Regions from separate parts of the Homo sapiens genome. Here region 2 is linked to region 1. A link is a loop called in an ENCODE intact Hi-C map of the cell type or tissue named here. Cell type or tissue: IMR-90. All regions are shown on one strand.

Evidence for each region. Hi-C counts contacts between places; a loop is a spot of excess contacts. Peaks named below come from ENCODE experiments on the same cell type or tissue, not always from the same donor. Only the 100,000 strongest peaks of a DNase experiment are listed, where the experiment ranks them.
Region 2: a loop joins it to region 1, with 2.8 times the contacts of the local background. A loop is called at or near these places in 2 of 110 quality-filtered maps.

Annotation. Positions count from the first base shown.
Region 1 is chr3:146,588,947-146,591,446 of GRCh38, reverse strand. PLSCR5 (phospholipid scramblase family member 5) reads left to right here. Exons shown (of 8, transcript NM_001085420.2): 6 at 1,633-1,794. It overlaps PLSCR5-AS1 (PLSCR5 antisense RNA 1), which reads right to left and starts at 1,845. Exons shown (of 2, transcript NR_046698.1): 1 at 1,659-1,845; 2 at 1,122-1,384. In IMR-90, a CTCF peak has its summit at 1,333 (motif pointing left); no DNase peak of the experiment used is centred here.
Region 2 is chr3:145,783,960-145,786,459 of GRCh38, reverse strand. No RefSeq gene overlaps it. Among named protein-coding and RNA genes, the nearest start is that of LNCSRLR, 280 kb to the left of the region's middle. In IMR-90, no CTCF peak of the experiment used is centred here; no DNase peak of the experiment used is centred here.

The DNA of each region.
Region 1 (2,500 bases):
AGTAATATTAATAAATTTTACTATAATAAAAGCATGTTTAGCTAAATATAATTCTATGTGTTCTATGGACAAAGCTACTATATCTCTTTGATTAGAATAGTAAATGTGTTGCTATTTTAATGTGTGCAAGACTTTGAACATCAAAAATTTTTGGACACATAGCTTTGCCTTTTTAAGATAACCAATATTTCCTGATTTTGAAAATTAGCACTTCATTCTTGTTTCAGTATGTTTTATTTATGTAGAATCACAGGACACATGGCAATAAAGCCAATATATACAGTTTAGAATCACCTAAATTATGTATCTTCTTTCCTATGGGCCTTGAGATCACATATCCCAGTTTAGATCTCATTTCAGCAGCACGTTACATTAAAACAGCATTAACTCAAAAGCTGTGTTTCTAAGACTTGCTAAGTTAGTTTTGTAAAAAAAACAAAAAAAAAAAACAAAAAAAAACCTTATTCTCGTATTTGTATAAATTGAATATTTAAAAAATAGAAAGTTGTAAATTTGATCTGTAGCAATATAAACTATCTTAACAGGTTGTCCTGGACATACAACTTAGGTAGAGGAGACAGCCTAATTGAAAGTGTATATTTATTTTTCATCCATTCATACATAAATATCTCAGCAAGGGCATTTAGTTCTCAGGACTTCAGGAAACACTATGCACGTAGAATACAATGCAAATTTTGCAAACTGAGCTGTTCCAACTTCACCCTATCCCCAAAGGATTTGGCATGACTTTCCTACGAGTAATATGATTGAGGAGGACTTTAAACATAAGAGTTTTAGCATTCATGCTATAGAAATGTCCTAAGTAACCCTCTCTATTCTCTATCTTTTACTACCCTGAAAAAAGTGATAGTTTCTCTTGAATTACTTTCAGCATCAGGATGGGAAGCAGAATAAACAAACAAATAGCTGATAAAGTTGATTTGTGAACTCCTTCTAGCTGAGAAGGACTGATTGATGTCTAGTTGGTCTTAACTTCCTATATGGTACATTAACCAGGAGGATTTTTTTAATGTAAAAATAGGATTTAGGATTTGTTAGAAAGTATTGACCTAATAAATGTCTGAGTATAATATAAAAATGTGATTTAACAATGGCCAATAATATTTAAATGTTTTAATAATTATAAAATTTTAGCAACTGAAATTTGAAAGTTTACAAATTATGCCTAGAAATTAATTTAATTCCTTCTGAAATATTTTTTCAAACATATCTTCTTTTACATTTTTAAGATGGAGAATTCAGGTTTAAAATCTGGACCTCAAGTAAAGAAATCGCCTTCATGCTTAGATGATACAATTGAACTATGTACCTGCTGCCATCTTGTGGTGGCTGAGCCTTAATTATTTATCCTGATATTCTCCATCTGCATACAAAAAAGAAAAAGAATTATGATGGACTAGAAAACTGTCAAAAAAGCAAAGTTTCTAAAAAGTAAACTGAAAAGCTAAATTTACAAACCTATGCTTATATGATGGAATGAATAACATGGAATTGTCATTTTGAAGATGACAAATAAAATAATTCAAATCTCTCATGAAGTAAACACCCTCAGAAGTATAAAACCAACTTTTTTCACTGTCAAATTTAATACTCCTTATTTTCTTTCTAAAGGTGAAAACCATTAATGAAAAGCTTACAATTGGGAAGATTTCAAAGTACTGGTCAGGATTTGTAAATGATGTCTTCACAAATGCTGACAATTTCGGAATTCATGTTCCTGCAGATCTAGATGTAACAGTCAAAGCAGCAATGATCGGTGCCTGTTTTCTCTTTGTAAGTATGGGCTTTGAGAGCATGAGTGATTTGTTATTCTCCCTCTTGCTTGTTAATTACAATATAGCCTATCCCATTTACACAGTTTTTACCCCCAAAGAGTATATTTTATTCATAGAAGGATAGCTTAGGACCAATGTTCTTCAAAAATTAGAATTTAGAACCCTGCATTTCTGTTAGGCAGCCCCTCTTCAGTGATCTCATATCCCCTTTCTCAAAGATTGAAGTGTTATCACATCCTATTCATCATTTCTTTAAAACCTAGTTTCCCCTTGCTTTTACGTTCAATTTAGATTTTTGGCTTATTTTCACTTGAACTAAAAAATATGCAAACATAAATATCACATGATTTATCCTGGATAAAGTTCCAGACTGGTTCATTGCATAATAGTGAGCTAGATGATATTAAGAATGTTGCCTTCTCAGTGTGAACATAGACACATGAAATGATTTGATGAGTTAATAGGTACCAGTTGCCATTATTTCTAAGATACTATGTTCTTGTTATTACTTTCCAACTTACAATTATATTGAAAACCTTTTCTTCTTTGGTATATGGAGATTGGTGATAGAAGAACAGAAGTCAAATAATACCTGTATCAAAATGCTTGACCTATATCCTGTTCTTAGTTTTCCCTCTAATATTTACCTAATTTCCTACCATTTTCAATGCAGCCATAAAAACTTATGGAGTTTTTATTTGTTG
Region 2 (2,500 bases), 800 kb after region 1:
AAATATGTTTTCTGGAAAGTTCTGGAAGTGTTTGGAGATATAATTTTATTTGGCATAATTTTCAATAAATTTAGTACTGACTGTAAATTCCACATGTAAAACTAAATAAATAACAGTATTTCATGTGAGTGACAATTATGACACACATTCAGTTTGAATTCTTTACAGTGCAAAAGTTATTTGGTTCATTAGAATTAAGCTCTGTGGGAAAACAAAGAACAAAAAATAATACTCAAATAATGAATCTGTTGCAAATAGTTATGTAAATAAAACCAAGAAAAAATAACTACTGAAATTCATGATAACTAATAATACTAAGTGAAAAATATATTTGAAACACAATTTGAAATTAATTTTGAAAAATATAACACATGAGAGAAATTTTAAATACTAGTCTAAAATGAATTGCAAACATAAAATATTAAGGCTTAGTTTTGTTTTAGGTAAAAATTGTAGAGCTCTAGCTTTGTAGTTTGTGTCAGATGAATTTCACTTTCTCTGTTACTATACATTCTCACTCCTCTCTACTGTCCTCTAATCTCCAAGGCACATTCCTCTGAGGAACATTTCTTAGTACAGAGGTGAATTTAAAAGTTGCACAATCCACATGTCTTTCCTCTAACCTGTCCATCATCTTGGTAGTAGAGTCTTACTAAGGTCAAGGCACAAAGATAACAGAAAGGATCTTGTATCAGTGAATTTTCTTTTTTACTTCAACTACTGAAATTTAATTTCTCCTGATGTCATTCAAGGGATGATTACATTTACTTCCTTACATTTTGCTGTGAAATGACAAATCTTTGTTTCAGTTAGAGGATTGTGAATTATCAGTAGCAGGTGGGGATATGAGCCTGTCTCTGAAATGATGTAACAAAGTGAGTCAAATATTCTTCCAAAAGAAGATAATCCCTGGTTCAAATTAATCTGAAGAATGACGCTTAAACTGTCTGTGATATTTAAAAAAAATAGTATAAAACAGTAGTAATGACAAAATGAGAAATGTGCGTATTTGGTCTCCCTGCCAACTTAGCACACAGCACATTCATCTTTATGCTTGTGAACACATTCTGTGGGTAATTTACCAAATGGGAACCATTTCCTCCCATAATTATCTTTATTTCTACTCATATCATTATATTATTTTCAAGTAATGTCATTTATTGCTGTGATTTGATTAGACTCCTTCAAAACTAATACTTAATATAACTGCTTCTGCTAGTAGAGTACATTTTTATTTTATTTGGATAAATACGGATAAATATTAAAATCTCCTTTTTTGGGGAGAACTATATATATAATATTTTGGAAAGTTAGGTAACAGAGATAAATAATCACTTCAAGGATCAACATAATAAACCTTAATACCAAACTTGGACTTAAGATACTGTAGTATTGTAAAGGCCATTGATCCATGAATGAAGTAAGTAGGGTTACATCCACTTTTATTACTATGATGACGACAAGAACGACTACTAATAAAAAGTGCCCCTTTACAGTGTCTGAAAACTGTCAGATATATTGATAAGTGATTCACGTGCTGTTGTTACCTTTACTATTTTAGAGATAATATTGCTTTCAAGATGACTGTGGTGAATTTTGCTCTGCGGATTGTGCTTCTGATTTGAAGACAATGTTTAATCTTTCTGTTCTTTGGCACCTTAAAATGATGTTTGGTGGTCAGGAGCCTGGGCTCTGTCCTCAGTTCTGTCATAATTAGTAGTATGACCTTGATATAACCAATTATATTCTCTGTGAAGGAATTTTCTCATTTTTCAAATAGGAGAAGCATGTGTTCAAACTGCCTCCCAAGTTTCTCATGAGGATTGACAGGATTAATTTATATAAATTAATTTATTAAAATAAGGATATATTATATTTACATATATAATATGTATCTACACACACAAAGGATAAAATATTACTACTCTAAATATTAAATACTTCAGAAGTTAAATCCTGTATATGGAGTAGTTTGATCTTATTGGTTACTGGATCTCAGAAGCTTTCTGATAATATAAATTTCTTTTTTACTAAAAATGTTTCTGAGAGTGTTTACAGCTTATAACTATGAAGATTCCTTGAAGAAGCAGCTGCTTTTCTCCATGGGCATATAGGAATTATGCATTAACTGGAATTCTTGTTTCTTTTTGTTTAAAAAAATCATTTAAGAGCATTAAATTTATTTGACAGTAATAACGGATTGTTGTTCCTGCTCATTGAGTATTGAGTTAATTAGATAGCTCAAGTGTTTCAAATCAGTAGAATTTTTATAATATGACACATTTGAAATAGTCTAACATTTTAATTATATATACTATATAACTGAGAATATTAGTTGTCATAAAACCATGTGATAGAATATTTAGTGTCTGAGCAACTGGTCAAACTATAAAGTTAGTGAAAATCAAATGCAGATTATACATCACCACGTAAAATGGATTCAACACCATCTGCATTATATGTATGTGTATATATAATGATTACACGGAATTATTAAGTA